2 separate regions of the Mus musculus genome follow, and region 1 is linked to region 2. A link is a loop called in an ENCODE intact Hi-C map of the cell type or tissue named here. Cell type or tissue: gastrocnemius. All regions are shown on one strand.

Region 1 (8,000 bases), 110 kb after region 2:
TCATTCACTTCAGAGCGTTCTCCCTTTTCTGGCTATCTTTAAACAAACTGAGATCTCTAAATGGAGGAAGCATTTTTTTTTTAAGATTTGGAGGGAGCAGGGAAGCTGGCTTAGGTGGCAAGCATCTGCCATGCAAATAGCCTGGTCACCAACTCCTTACTACATAAAAGTCGGGCTGGGGAAACTGCTCAGTGCTTAAAAGCGCTGGTTGCTCTTTCAGAGGATGGGATTTTGTCACCAGCACATGGCAGCTCAAAACCACCTGCAATTCCAGGGGAGCCAGTATCCTCTTCTAGCCTTCACGGATGCCAGATATGCGCACAGTGCATGCATGCATATAAATGCGTGCACACACACACACACACACGTTTAAAATAAAAATAAATCTCTTTAAAAAGCCAAGCACAGGCCGGGTGTGGTGGCGCATGCTTTTAATCCCAGCACTCGGGAGGCAGAGGCAGGCGGATTTCTGAGTTCGAGGCCAGCCTGGTCTACAGAGTGAGTTCCAGGACAGCCAGGGCTATACAGAGAAACCCTGTCTTGAAAAAAAAAAACAACAAACAAACAAACAAACAAACAAAAGCCAAGCACAGCATTGCAAACCTGTAATCTCAGTTCAATGAAACAGAGACTAGAGGATCCTGAGCAGTTGCTGGCCAACCTGTGTAGCTGAATCCATGAACTTCAGGTTTCATGTGATCTGTATGTAAAAAGAGAGGTGATTAAGGAAGATTAACATGAGCCTTGGCCTCCACAGAAAATGTGTATGCACATCACATGTACATTCATTCACACATGTGCATGGAAAAATATGCATATTAGGTGTACATGCTCTCACATGAACACATTCCACACATGTACATGGACACCCATATGCATGTACACACACACAAGGGCTCAAAGGCTTTAGAAAAACCATTGTCTGCAGCCCGGGTTGCTTCCAGGTAGACAGCTGTGAGGGTCACAGGTAATCCTGCTGCTGGCAGAAGGTAAGTTAACACACTTTTCTCCTGTGACAGGACCACAGTATGGGACCGTGGAGAAGGCCTGGATAGCTGTCATGTCTGAAGCAGAGAGGGTGAGTGAACTGCACCTGGAAGTGAAGGCATCACTGATGAATGAAGACTTTGAGAAGATCAAGAACTGGCAGAAGGAAGCCTTTCACAAGCAGATGATGGGAGGCTTCAAGGAGACCAAAGAAGCAGAGGATGGCTTTCGGAAGGCCCAGAAGCCCTGGGCCAAGAAGCTGAAAGAGGTACCCCCCTCCCTCCCTCCGCCTTCTTACTGACCCTAGTGTGTGTGTCTCTCAGGGAGGCTTCTCCACTGACAGGCCTCCTTCCTGCACTTGGCCCAGGAGAGCAGAGCTGGTAGAGAACAGGCCATCCCTGGGCCCGAAACCCTGCTTTCTGTGCTTTCTCTACATTGAATCCATACCAGCCCATACATCTCTCTGCAGCCTGGGGAATTGTCTGTTTCAGAGATGGAGACCTTTGGACTAATATAAAGGATTAGTTCAAAAATCATCTTTTTCCTTAGGTGGCTTTTCTCCCAAATTAGCATACAACACAGACACCACTATTCAAAACTCGTTAAGTCCCATGTAGCCTTGACTGGTGGAAGTCATGGGCCACTCTGGCCTCAGCATGCTCACCTCATCCTGTGTGTGGCGTGACCCCCACCTTTCACTGGGATGCCACCCGTCCACCTTTCCAGGAGGAGCTCTGCCTTCCTCAGAGTCATCTGTGTGTGTGTATGCCGCCATCTTTGCTTGCTCTCCCTTTCTCTGTCTTCCTTTTCCCACCTCTCCTTTCACTTTGCCTGCCCTGAGCCTTCATAAGTGAAACTGTCTTCCCTCCCTGCGTCCTCCCTGCACACTTCTTTCTCCTAGAGTGAAATCTATGGCTTGGGTCAAATGAGATGTCACTGTTAAGTATGCATATATCTCTGAGGGAGGAAGGGCAGGACAGCCATGGGGAAGAGGGGAGAGGGTGTAAAGTAGCCGTTAGCCCCAGGGAGCCAGGCACCGCTGCTGATACTTGGAAGGGCTGAGCTAGGATTAGCATCTAAACCAATGTTTCTCAACCTGAGGGTTGTGACCCCTTTGGGGTTTGATTAACCTTTTCACAGGAGACACCTAAGACCATCGGAAAACATAGATATTTACTTTGCAATTCATAACAGCAGCAAAATTATAGTTAAGAAGTAACCAGCAAAAATAATTTTATGGTTGGGGTCACCACAGCATGAGGAACTGTATTAAAGGGTTGCAGCATTGGGAAAGTTGAGAATCCCTGATGTAAGTGCTTGACTTTGGAGACCAGTTTAGACAATGTATCATGCTTTGTCACACAAGTCCTTGGGAATTGTAACCTAATCCCTAGCAGCCTGCCTTTTACTCATGGGCGAGATCATCCCCACCCCAGCCTCTCTGTTTGTTTGTTTGTCTGTCTGTTTGTTTGAGACAGGGCTTCTCTGAGTAACAGCCTTTGCTGTCCTGGAACTCTCTAAACCAGGCTGTACTACTACACCTTTCAAGGTTTTTTCGGTTTCTGTTTAATTTGGTTTTGGTTTTGGTTTTGGTTTTGGTTTTTTGGAGCATCCATGTCTTGGCTGTCCTGACATGCTTTTCCTTAGGTGTTTACACCTCTGTCTTTCACTCCAAGCACTCTCAGGGGTCTTTTCCCTACCATTCTCTATAGAATTCTGTTCTTGCGCTTCTGGTGTTACCATTATATCTCAACTTGCTTTCCTCCATAGCACACAGCCCCTTCTAATTTACTCTAACATTTAATCAATCATGCCTGCATTTGGCCACCTAATTCAAATCCACAAATGAAGTCCTGGGCTGATGGCTGTCCTGTGTCCTCAGTGCCTAGAACCACATGTGGATAGAGATTTACACAGTGAGAGGCCTTGCCAGTTGTTCCAGGGATGAAGCAGAGACATTTGTGTAAGTCTGAAGGTCTGAACTTGCAACCCGCTACACTGAGAAAGTACTCTCCTGTAGGTGGAAGCGGCAAAGAAGGCGCACCACACAGCGTGCAAAGAGGAGAAGCTGGCCATCTCCCGGGAAGCCAACAGCAAGGCAGATCCATCCCTCAACCCTGAGCAGCTGAAGAAACTGCAAGACAAGATAGAAAAATGCAAACAGGACGTTCTAAAGGTAAACGGGTCTGGGGGTCCTGGGAGCCCTTCTGCTCTGCTGGGAGGAGAGTGCTTCGATGAGATGACACGAACATGGCTTCGTCAGAACACTTTATAATCTGATATGTCCCACTAGTTAGTATAGGATGGTCCCAGGATCACAAGAAGTAAATACTAATTGGAATCTTGTCATTTACAAGTTCCTGGGGGCTGGGCTTCTCTGCTCCCCTTTGCCACTGCTCTATAAGTGATGGCCCAGGGCCCACCTCCCTGCCTATGGTCTGTCCAGCCTGCGTCTACAGGAGCAGATGGAGTGAGATCACAGCAGGCTGGGTCCCCACAGGACTTAAGGCTGGCAGGTACAAGGGCTGGGCTGGTTGTGTGGTGGCATTCCTGCCTTATGAATAAGGAGCCAAGGTCATGGAGGATAAGTAACAGGCTGCTCTGTAATGTGAGAGCAGCGATTCTGACTCCAGAGTCTGCTCCTTGCACTGCCATTTTTTCTCCACCATACATACCTAGCAAGGGGAAATACCATCTCCATAAGGGTCTCTGGCACCAGTAGCCCCCAACCCAGTTGGGGTCAGGAACTGGGGAGCTCTGAAAACAGCCTCAGATGAGGGATCTGGGCCTCCGTGCTAGATAGCAGTGGGTACTTGAGTTCATGAAGCATAAGGCCTTGGGAACACCAGAAGGCATTGCTAGAACCGCAGGAATCTGCTGCCCACGAAGGTGCTTAGAGAAAAGATAGAGGACACCAAGGACCAAGCAGAGTCATCACTATTCAGAAAACCCCAATGGCTTATCAGAGATGCTGTGCCCCTGACGTAAACCTCCTCTCTGATGAATACTGAAAGAGACATTTCTGGTCTAGCCAGGAAGAGAGTCTGTGAGCAAGAGCTGGTGCTAGCTTGCTGCCTCTCCAGCATTCTAGGCATTCACAGATCATTCAGGTTCTGAGGTCACTGGACGACCACCCAAGAAGGGGAAGTCAGCACTACAAGTTTCTGCCTCCCTGACACACAGGATACAGCCTCAATAATTTAGTCAAGCTAGAAGTGGGGGAATCCAGTAAGTCGAACATATAGAAAGGGGCCTCTGAGCCTGAGTCCTGGGTTAGATGGAGTACATTTGGTGCCCCAGTGTGAGAAGACAGAAATTGTTCTAGTGGCCAGAGTACCTTCCCTGGAAGAATATGCGTGTATGCATGTGTTCCTGTACGCAGAGTTAAAAGTAGTTTCCAACATACCATAACTCTCTTTTTAGTTCTCAGGGCACTCAGGTAGTCGGTTCTTTTTCTTGTATAGAATACCTGAGAAACAGCTAGGAATAGAAAAGCCTATCTTGCTTCAGTTTCAGAGACTTCAGGTAGAGCTGCTTAGGCTCTGTTGTTATAGACGCTCAAGTTAGAGCACCATGACAGTGGGAGCATGTGGTAGAGAAGACGGAAACAGACAGGGAGGAAGGATTCAAGAGACATGATCTCTGAGACCTACTTCCTCAAACTGGGCCCTGCCTTAATAATCCATCCAGTATGAGTTTTGTTAGAGCCCTTATAAGCCAATCAGTAGCCCATCTGAATACTGGGGTGACCGTCTCTTACCTCTGTCTATGGGGGAGGAGAGAGCCACACGGCCTATGCAGTAAACAAAAGTGAGATGGAAACAAACGTCTGTCTGTGGCATTGTCAACCCAGACCAAGGACAAGTATGAGAAGTCCCTGAAGGAGCTTGATCAGACCACACCCCAGTACATGGAGAACATGGAGCAGGTGTTCGAGCAGTGCCAGCAGTTTGAAGAGAAGCGCCTGCGCTTCTTCCGGGAGGTTCTGCTGGAGGTTCAGAAGCACTTGGATCTGTCCAATGTGGCTAGGTAAGTTCCCCCAGCAAAAGCCAGCAGTGTCAGTCACAGGAGCCTGGTGTCAATAGACTAAGGTAATGCCTAGCTGCAGCGCAGTCATGGAAGGCTTGAGCAGGGCGGGCAGGGTGGGCTCGATGCTCTCAGCTCCAAATGGGTCTGGCACTGTCTCTCTCCTCTGGTGCCACAGCCAGCCCTGGCCAGACCCAGCACTCTAGAAATCCATCTGGGCTGATGCAGCACCACCCAGGCCGCATGTCTTCTGCACCCAGAACAGTGCTTGGTAGACCTCTTCATGAAGCCTTCTCATCCCTGCTGCCTGATTGACCTTGACAGTTTGGTGGCTGAAGGTCCTGGGAAGACCAGAACAGTGAGACAGTGTGCCTACATCAGGAGGGACCCAGAGAGCAATCCATGTCCTACATCCATCTGGGAGAACCCTTGAGAAATGAATGTCAGGTCAAAGCTTGCTGTCAGTAGAAAATGGCATGTCCCTTGTCTCTTTAAGATGATGGAAGCAGCCACCGCAAGATGTTCTGTTGTCATTCATTTCATCTCTGTGACAGTCTGGAGAGTAGACAGCATTGTCCTTGTCATGCTGATGAAGAAACTGAGGAGGGTTGGGACTGTGCTCTGCTCTTCTCTGAGTGAGACAGCCTCTACTCCATTTGTACTTGGCCTGTAACAAAGGCCAGAATCAGTACAATTTGTCTCTATGATCTGAGCCACCCATGGGGAGGGTGACACATGTGTAGTCACCAATAGGGCTGTTGTAACAGAATCTGGGTGTCAGCAGGGAAGCTCATCACTCAGTTCTAGAAGACAGAAGTCATAAACCAAGGTGTGGCCACACTCCCCATGAAGGCTCCAGGCAGATCCTTCCTGCCGGGGTCCTCAGCTTCCTGGACATCTGGTCACTGGGCCACTCTACTGACCCTGCTTTAAGTTGTTCACCTCTATAAGGCTGCTTCAGCAGAGCTCACATCCTTCAGCTGTTGTATTTGGAGAACACAGTTCCATCCTTAAATATGTCCAAGTATGTCCACATAGCAGAGAAGGAAACAGAGGCTCAAAAAAGAGCCACCTACAGAGAGAATAAGTGAGATACCAGGTCCAGCCAAGACCCATGTTCTTGGCCCCAGGCGGCTGAGCTAGGTCTTGTACTTCTGCCCTCCTCCCATCACACTGCCTTCCACATGGGGAGGAAACCCTCCAGCCCCTGAGAGAAATGGAGGGGGCACCCTGACATTCTGCTCTAATGGCTTCTTCCTCAACATGACCTGATTCCGTGGGACTGCACAGCTCTACCCACACAGCACAACATGATCTGACGACAATGCAGGCGAGTGTCAGTGTGCCTCCTGTTTGTTGGTGGTCCCAGGTTCTAGAGGATGGTTGTCTGCATCTGTGCATGTGATGGCCAGGAAATGGTGTTCTTCATCTATGGGAAACAGACATGTGCAGGCTCCAAAGACGATCATGCAGGCTCCAGGGGCTGCTGTGCCGTTGCTTTGAGGAATGGTGGCTGACCCTGTCTTTTATAGAGCTGTCATTCTGTCTCTGATTTAGCTATAAAACCATTTACCGGGAGCTGGAGCAGAGCATCAAAGCAGCAGATGCGGTAGAGGACCTGAGGTGGTTCCGGGCTAACCATGGGCCAGGCATGGCTATGAACTGGCCACAGTTTGAGGTAAGGAGGCTGTGTGCCTACAACTCTGTTCACCTACGATTGGGAACTGAGACCTCTGCCCCTCTACTTGAGCTACAAATGTTGTTCTCACTCCCTGCTTTGTATATTTAATTGTCCTGACGGGTGTCTAGTGTCCCAGGCACTGTATCTAAATGCCTTCAGCTACCGTCACTTAGCATTGGTATTCCCTTCTTGCCCTAGACCAAAACCAAAAAAACAAAACCCCAAAAGCCAAATTGTGTTTATCCCACCGTACAGGGTGTCCCAGAAATGAAGTGGCCTTCAGTCTCCAGGCCTTCTATTGGGCCCCAGTGGGGCCGGTATCAATGAGCTGCTTTTCTTCACCATTTTCTGGGTGCTTTTTCCTGCCTTGGGCTGTAAATATTCAGATTTGTGGGCTGTGCAGTGTCTTTATGCTAAAATCTAAGGGCCTTGGGATCTTGAGGTTAGGGCTTGCTCGCCAGGCTCACCCAGTTCCCTGACTGCGATGTAGAAGGTAGTGGCCAAGAGTACCACCAGCCTTGTTCCCTGAACATAGGCATTCTGTGCTCCTCATTCACTGGGTGTGCTATGAGCCCCCACCCTGTAAATGCTGAGAAGAGTCCTCCAAGCCAGACAGATGCCTCCAGCAAGGCCTTATGGCTTTTCTGGCCTGACAGTAAACAGAGCCTGGGCTGCATCTGACCTTACGCTGTAGCAGCTATGGGACTGGAGCAAGCAGGTATCCCTTGTGTGGCTTAGTTTTTTCCATGTTAAAGTATGAATAGCAACCCAGAGTTATTGCAGGGCATCAGCTGATCAATGCTGGGTTATCACACAGACCTGGGCTCCGCACAAGTTCCACAGTTCCTACTGCTGCATCAGTCCTCACTCCACATTATGTTCTCTGGAAATTCCTGATTTCTCTAACTGGCAGGAGCTCCATATACCCATCAGGAGTCTGCGGAACAGGGGGGACCCCAGGAGACACTGGGGTCCAGGGCCCTTCCTAGTGGAAGGGGCCATAGAGGAAATGGTCCTTGCCTTGGCACAGCATACTGGGAAGGAGGATCCTGAGTGCCATCTTAGGATAGCTTGGCTTCAGCTTCCAACCTGCATGCTACCTAGTGTGGCTCAGGGCACCATGTGCATGATACTCTGCTGCCTCCTTCAGAGCGCCTGCTATACCAACAAGGGGAACTGTGGAAAAGCCTGGCCAGGGCTCTCCCTCCAGGAAGTCACGGAGTCTGTGGGCTCCTCTCTGTGGGCCCCTGGCTGGGAAGCAGCCCTCCTATGTTCCCTGTGTTCACATTGATAGCTGTTACCAGGT
Region 2 (8,000 bases):
GTTTAAAAAATTGTTTTTAAAAAAGAATAAGCTGAGCTCAGTGCTTGGAACCAGTTAACTAAGGAGCCTCCAAAGTGTTGGCGGGGCCAGGGACCAGTGACAGGTCGGTCTCTAAGAGCCAGGGTGATGGAAGAGGCTTGTGGCTGGGAGCTCCTTCACAGTTCGTCACCTGAAGCTTCGTTCATCAGGACCAGGTTATCAGGCTTGGCCTAAACTTCATTTAGGCTTTCCCCTGAGATGTGTTTGCAGATCTTCTTTTCTCTTGGTCAACTGTCTAGTGTCTTTGTTTCTTGCTCTTTGGCTGGCATTGCAAAAGCCGGAGTCGAGTTAGCTCGCTCTTGCCATCTCCGTCTCTCTTTGTCTCTGCTTATGAGTCAGATGCGATCTCTCTCAGCTACTGCTCCAGCACCATTTCCTGCCTGCCTGCCTGCCTGCCTGCCTGCCTGCCTGCCTCCCAGCATGCCTGCCTGCCTGCCTGCCTGCCTCCCAGCATGCCTGCCTGCCTGCCTGCCTGCCTGCCTGCCTGCCTGCCTGCCTGCCTGCCTCCCAGCATGCCTGCCTGCCTGCCTGCCTCCCAGCATGCCTGCCTGCCTGCCTGCCTGCCTGCCTGCCTGCCTGCCTGCCTGCCTCCCAGCATGCCTGCCTGCCTGCCTGCCTGCCTCCCAGCATGCCTGCCTGCCTGCCTGCCTGCCTGCCTGCCTGCCTGCCTCCCAGCATGCCTGCCTGCCTGCCTGCCTGCCTGCCTGCCTGCCTGCCTGCCTGCCTGCCTGCCTCCCAGCATGCCTGCCTGCCTGCCTGCCTGCCTCCCAGCATGCCTGCCTGCCTGCCTGCCTGCCTGCCTGCCTGCCTGCCTGCCTGCAGCACTGCTGTCTGCCACGATGGCTCTACACTCTAACCCTCTGGGACCCTGAGCCCCTCAAATGCTTCGTTTTATAAATCGCCATGGTCACCATGTTTTGTTACAGAGATAGAAAAGTGAGGCACCTCTTCCCACTGAGCTCTGAAAGGGAGGGCTGGCCTGGGCAGTGACTTGAGGTGGGGCTGGCAGGTGACAGGTCATTCATTAGACCCACAGTACCAATGGAGGGCACCAAGTGCCTGCCTTGTTCAGGTAAGGAGTGTTTTGGAGCTCTTTTTATCTTACCTTTTGGGGAGAAGGCATTAGGGATCATACTATTTTTGCCCAGCCTTACATTCAACTTCTGGGTTCATCCAGTTCTGTTGTAGCCTCCAGGTAGCCAAGACTGCCGTGTGCACTATCACAAAGGGCTTTAGAGGTTTTTTTTTTTTTTTTTTTTTTTTTTTTTGAAAGACAGGGTCTCACTACGCAGCTGCTGGAATTAAAGGCATACACCATGTTACCTGGTGTGTGTGTGTGTTCATGTGTATCTGTGTTCGGGTTTCCATATGTCTGTGTGAGTGCATGTGGCAGCCATAAATTAATATGCGGGGTCTTTCTCTATCGCTCTCTACCTTGGCTTTTGAGGCAGAGTCTCTCACTGAAGCTGGAGTTCACGGATTCAGACTATCTGAACTATTGCGCACACTGCAGGGACCCGCCTCTCTCTGCCGCCTCGGTGCTAGCTCACAGATGTGTGCTGCCACACCTGGCTCTTATCTGGATGCTGAGGACCCAGGCTCTCGTGATTTTCACATGAGTGCCCATATATCTCCATATGCACAAACATACAAATACACTTAAGGGTTTTTAAAATTAAATAAAGAGGAGCCCTTAACTGCTAGAAAATGTTAAATGTTGATATTTTGGGCAAAGGGGAACCCTGTCTGGAAATTTCTTACAAAGAAGCCCAAACTGTGGGGAGAGAGATGGGGTCAGGTCCCATGTTGTCATCTAGGGAAGCCGAGCCCTGAGATTCAATGGTTCTGTGTGGCTGACCTGTCCCATGATAGGACATTTCAAAAGGCCCTCCGTTTGGGTCATCGTGGAGTAGGTAGCCTGGACAGTTATTTAAGCTTGCTCTGTGGGGTGGGGGCAGCTTTGAGGAGGACAGAGGGAGGCCTGTGGCAGGCTGCCTTGTTTTGCTATTCAGAAGTTCCTTCATCAGTTCCAGCCACCCTTCCTTCCTTCCTTTGTATATCTGCCCTGTCCCTCAGTGATGATGGACAACACTGCGGTTGATGGGGACAGTGGCTTCACTATAGAATCAGAAGGCACCCATCTTATGTGGGGCATAGGCACATCCACGTTTAGATGCTTTTTCTGAATCTGGGTACGTTGTTAGCTTCTGAGAGGGACTGCCCAGCCTTACCTATCAGCTGTGTTAACAGTCATCCTGACGGGATTGCAACAATGGCCCAGCCATTAAGAGCTCTTCCAGAGAACCTGGGTTGGAGTCCCAGCACCCAGATGGCTGCTCACAACTACCTGAAACCCCAGTTCCAGGGGGTCCAGTGCTCCTTCATACCTCAGTGCACGCAGCACGGGCATCCAGGAGCCTGGCATCAGCCAGTGAGCAGTGAATGGGCTCTACCTGGGACCTGACACAAGTGTCAAGGCACAGGGTCAAAGCTACCCTGTCCTTCAGCCTGGCCCGTCATCACCGAGTGCACATAACATGCTGCTGCCATGGAGTACACTGGTAACCAATAAGGGCTCCAGGGAGACTGGCAAGACCGAGTACCGGAGCGCGCTCAGACACAGCTTCTGTCCCTTCTGTGCCTGATTCAGGATGAGCGTGCAAACCATTCGCAACGTGTTCAGCGTAGAAACTGGGTACCGGCTGTCAGACGACCAGATCGTCAACCATTTCCCCAACCACTACGAGCTGACCCGCAAGGACCTGATGGTGAAGAACATTAAGAGATACAGGAAGGAGCTGGAGAAGGAAGGAAGTCCCTTGGCGGAGAAAGACGAGAATGGAAAATACCTCTATCTGGGTTGGTGCCTTCCCGCCCCCTTCTGCGCCCTAGCGCCCCCACCCGGCCCCAGGTCCTAAGCATCCTAGGGAAGAAACTGTATTTCAGCTTACAATTCTTGGGTCACAGGCCATCATTGAGGGATGTCAGGGCGGGAACTCAAGGTAGGAGCTGAAGCAGAGGCCATGGAGGAGCGCCGCTTACTGGCTCATTATCTGTCGATTCCTCAACCTGCTTTCTCTCTCTCTCTCTCTCTCTCTCTCTCTCTCTCTCTTCAAGAAAGGTTTTTTTTTGTGTGACCCTGGCTATCCTAGGACTTCGAACTCATAGAGATCTGCCCGCCTCTGCCTCTCAAATGCTGAGATTAAAGACAGGCACCACCAGGTCAGGCTTCAACCTGCTTTCTTTCAGTACCACCTGCAGAGAAATGGCCCCGCCCACTGTGGGCGGGGCCTTCTCATGTCAATCATTATTCAATACGTCCCCCTGGCCAATCTGATAGAGGCATTTTCTCCTTTCTTTCTTTCTTTCTTTCTTTCTTTCTTTCTTTCTTTCTTTCTTTCTTTCTTTCTTTCTTTCTTTCTTTCTTTCTTTCTTTCTTTCTTCCTTCCTTCCTTCCTTCCTTCCTTCCTTCCTTTCTTTCTTTCTTTCTTTTTGGTTTTTCGAGACAGGGTTTCTCTGTGTAGCCTTAGCTGCCCTGGAACTCACTCTGTAGACCAGGCTGGCCTCGAACTCAGAAATTCGCTTGCCTCTGCCTCCCGAGTGCTGGGATTAAAGGCATGTGCCACCACTGCTTTTTCTTTGAGGCATTTTCTCTTTTTTTCTTTTCTTTTTCTTTTTCTTTTTTAAAGGAATTTTTTATTAATTTTATTATATGAGTACACTGTAGCTGTCTTCATGAATACCAGAAGAGGACATCGGATCCCATTACAGATGGTTGTGAGCCACCATGTGGATGCTGGGAATTGAACTCGTGACTTCTGTAAGGGCAGTCGGTACTCTTAACCGCTGAGCCATCTCTCCAGCCCCAGGCATTTTCTTAAGATTTGTTCTTCCCAGACACGTCTAGGTTTGTGTTGAGTTGATAAAAGCCAACCAGCACGTTGAGTTATCATTTCAGGAGCTCGGAGGGATTGGTGGCTGGCTTTGCCGGGTGAGTGGGTTGGAGCAGGTTCTGTGGCCGTCTGCTTTGCCTGTGATGTCTCCAGGTGGGCAGGCAGGACTGAGCTTGGTTCAGACTCTGAGTCTCTGTTCCTATGGGGTTGTTTAGAGAGAAACGTAGAATGGACAAAGGTGTGCCCAGTGCTACCACTCTCTTGAGCCATACCCAGGGATGGTGAGTGTCCCTGGTATACCTAGAGATCAAAACAATGTGCTTGGCGGTTCAGGATCCCAAACAAGATCAGAACGAAAAAATGGTTTGGTTTTGTTTTGTTTTTTGAGATTTTATTTTTATTTTATGTGTATAGCTGTTTTGTCTGATTGTTAACATCTGTGTACCACCTGTATGCAGTACCCAGGTAGACCAGAAGAGGGAGGCATTGGGCCGACCTGGAACTGGAGTCAGATAGTTGTGAGCTGCTGCAGTGTGGGTGCTGGGACTAGAAACTGGGTCCCAAGCAAGAGAAGCCAAGAGTTCTTAATTACTGAGCCATCTTTCCAAGTCCTGGGCAGAATTTTATCACCAACTTCTCTGGTCTCAGTTTCCCAACCTGCTAAGTGGGACTGATAGCTGCCTAGCAGGCAGCTTACTCGGGGTTTAGGTGATGTATGTCTGCAGAGTTCTGTGCACACAGCTCAACAGGGTCCCTTCTTAGTACACACAGGGATAGGACAGCAGGAGCCCCGTGGTGTAGGTTCAGGGTTGAGAGGACAGTGTGCTGATGAGCCCTGGACCATGGTGATGTTTTCCTGCCCCTGGGCCCCAGGTGGGCAGCCACTTATGGCAATGGGTGTCTTTACTTCAGACTTCTTATGGCAATGGGTGTCTTTACTTCAGACTTTGTCCCCGTCACCTACATGCTCCCCGCCGACTACAACCTGTTTGTGGAAGAGTTCCGGAAGAGCCCGTCCAGCACCTGGATCATGAAGCCATGTGGCAAAGCACAGGGAAAAGGCATCTTCCTCATCAATAAGCTTTCGCAGATCAAAAAGTGGTCCCGGGACAGCAAGACGTCCTCGTGAGTTGAGAACACCCCACCCCCACTCCCCTTGAACTGCGGCCTCGGTCATGGGCTGGCCAGCCCCTGCCCGCTTTTCCAGCCATGTACTCGTTCTGTGGCACCCTGGCAGGGCTCGTGTGGTTGAAGACATATAATTAAGCACAGATTTCCCCTCTGTAAGCCATGGGGCATGTGGTACAGGTCATGAGCCGTGGCTTAGTAGGCCATTGGGTTCCCAAACTGCTTGAGGCAGGCACAGGTGTGGCAGTGAGGCACTTGCTTCTGAGCTGGGGGGGGGGGGGGCTCTCATTTCTGTGGCTGAGGGATCTGAGATCACCGGCAGCACCCGATAGAACTGGTCACCAGGGTGAAGCTTGGGGAGAGTAGCAGTGGCCTGAGGGGGGTGGGGGTCGGGGAGGCACCTGAGCGGACCACAGGTTGGTTGCAGGTGGTGTCGAGTTCTTCCTGTGTTAGCAGCTCCCTTCGGCCTCTGAAGAGTCAGTCCTTAGCCATTTGGCAGCACCTGGAGCAGGGCCTTGGCGTGATCCTTTCACAGAAGTGATGACTCACCCTCAGGAGTGCCCAGAGTATAGAGCTTCCTCTTGTATTAGAGCGTGTCAGCTGTGTATGGATGTCTGACTTCAGTGGCTGTCTTAGTTTGATTTCTGTTGCTGTGATAAAACAACTCCTAAAAGAAGGGGTTGATTTTTAAATCTCAGTTCCGGGTTACATTCCACCACAGGAAAGTGAAGGAGGCAGGAACCTGAAACATTCATCTCCACAGTCAAGAGCAGAGAGGATTAATATGCACATGCCCTACGGCTTACTTGTGCTCAATAGCTTTCTTCAGGATCCCTGGCGTAGGGAATGGTACTGCTCACAGTAGGCTGTCTTTTCACATAATTGAGATTGTCCCCCATAGCGGGCTGGAGAGGTGACTCCGTGGTTAAGAGCACTTGCCATTCTTGCAGAGGACCTGGATTCAGTTCCCAGAACCAATACGGCTAATAACTGTACGGAAATAACTAGTTCCGGGACATCCAATACCTCTTCTGACCTGTGCTGCCTGCACACAGTGTACAGACAGACAAAAAGACATTCCCCACAGCTATGCCCACAGGTCAACCCAGTGTAGAGAGTGCCTCAGTGAGACTTGTCCCAGATGACTCTAGGTTTTGTGAATCTAATGATTAAAGCTAACAGGCGACTGGAGAGATGGCTCAACAGTTAAGAGCAATTGACTGTTCTTCCAGAGGCCCTGGGTTCAAATTCCAGCACCTGCGTGGCAGTTCACAACTGTCTGTAACTCCCAAGATCTGACACCCTCACAGACATACATGCAGGCAGAACACCAATGCACGTAAAATAAAAACAAATAAATTTTAAAGGGAGGAACACTGGCTGCTTTTCTAGAGGACCAGGTTTGATTCTCAGCCACAAGATAAGTTACAACTGTCCAGTCCCTCTAGGGGCACTACCTGTGTGTGTGGTGACAGGACATACATCCAGACAAAACACCTATACAATTAATAATTTAAGGAGGAAACTAGCCATCACAGCGGCCAGCAAGCTGTCACCTCTTTCCTTCCCAAGCTGTTCCTTTAATCCCGTGATCTTTTACAATCTAATTGTGACTTTCTCTGATGTCCGTAGGTTTGTGTCGCAGTCCACAAAAGAAGCGTACGTGATCTCAGTCTATATCAATAATCCGTTGCTCATCGGTGGAAGGAAGTTTGACCTTCGTCTGTATGTCCTGGTGTCCACGTACCGCCCGCTGCGCTGCTACATGTAAGGATCACACTCTGCTTCCGTGGGGCTCACATCATAATGGTGTCATGAATGACTCAGTGACATGGGGGACTCACAGCACCTGGCTCAGGGAGGGTATCAGACGGGTGGCTTCTGTGTAAAAGCAGTTGGCCTAGACACTACCGGACATCTTACAAATAAGAGGACCACTCTTCTGGGCATTTGAAGCAAGTGGGGTGTGGTGTGCACACCTGTAATCCCAACACTCGGGAAGTAAAGATGAGATGGTTGAGCGTTCAAGGTTAACCTGAGCTACGTAGTGAAACCCAAAGCATTGGAAGCTAACATCCACTCTTCTGTTGAGTGGACTGAGACGCCCCAGAAGAGGGCATCCCATCTCATTGCAGATGGTTGTGAGCCACCATGTGGTTGCTGGGATTTGAACTCATGACCTCTGGAAGAGCAGTCAATGCTCTTAACCGCTAAGCCATCTCTCTAGCCCGACTGGTGCATTTTCAGTTTTTCTTTTTCTTTTTTTTTATTTAGTTTTGTTTTTGTTTTGAGACAAGGTTTCTCTGTGTAGTCCTGGCTCTCCTAGAACTTGCTCTTTAGACTAGGCTGGCCTCACACCCAAAGATCTGCCTGCCTCTGCCCTACCTCCCACATCTCGGTGCTGGGATTAAAGATGTGCGCCCCCTGCTGCCTGGCAGCAGGTAGATTTGCTTTGCCCTCTCCAGTGACTCAGTGTGCCTTCTCTTCAAGGTACAAGCTTGGGTTCTGCCGCTTCTGCACAGTGAAGTACACCCCTAGTACCAGTGAGCTCGACAACATGTTTGTCCACCTTACCAACGTGGCCATCCAGAAGCATGGGGTGAGTGTCCCCTCTCTGTGCGTCAGGAGGTCGCCTGGCCTCATGGGATTCTCTCTCATGTTTATTTGCAAGAGGGGAGCAGGCGAGTTCTGGGAGAGCCATCCCACGACCCAGTGGCCCGAGGTCCAGAAGCAACTCAGAGTAGCAGAGGTGGCTGTCCCAGGCGCATTACCTAAATTACTTACTTAGGGTAGAGAAACATTGTTTGCATTGAACTCAGGACCTCTGGAAGAGCAGTCAGTGCTCTTAACCAATGAGCCATCTCTCCAGCACCCCTCCCCCTTTTATTTATTTATTTATTTATTTATTTATTTATTTATTGAAGTGGGTGGTTTATTTTG

The links. Hi-C counts contacts between places; a loop is a spot of excess contacts. Peaks named below come from ENCODE experiments on the same cell type or tissue, not always from the same donor. Only the 100,000 strongest peaks of a DNase experiment are listed, where the experiment ranks them.
Region 1: it touches region 2 in a loop (2.1-fold over the local background); 14 of 42 quality-filtered maps call a loop at or near these places.

The regions. Positions count from the first base shown.
Region 1 is chr15:83,383,678-83,391,677 of GRCm38, reverse strand. Pacsin2 (protein kinase C and casein kinase substrate in neurons 2) reads left to right here. Exons shown (of 11, transcript NM_001159509.1): 4 at 1,020-1,255; 5 at 3,008-3,163; 6 at 4,841-5,016; 7 at 6,571-6,691. It overlaps Gm41368 (a long non-coding RNA gene), which reads right to left and starts at 5,999. Exons shown (of 4, transcript XR_875509.2): 1 at 4,748-5,999; 2 at 604-700; 3 at 1-56. In gastrocnemius, a CTCF peak has its summit at 7,840; no DNase peak of the experiment used is centred here; H3K27ac peaks cover 1,979 bases.
Region 2 is chr15:83,496,979-83,504,978 of GRCm38, reverse strand. It overlaps Ttll1 (tubulin tyrosine ligase-like 1), which reads left to right. Exons shown (of 12, transcript NM_178869.4): 5 at 2,690-2,898; 6 at 4,877-5,057; 7 at 6,693-6,827; 8 at 7,551-7,659. Among named protein-coding and RNA genes, the nearest start is that of Ttll1, 9.9 kb to the left of the region's middle. In gastrocnemius, CTCF peaks have their summits at 4,398 (motif pointing right) and 7,487 (motif pointing left); a DNase peak (open chromatin) is centred at 4,420.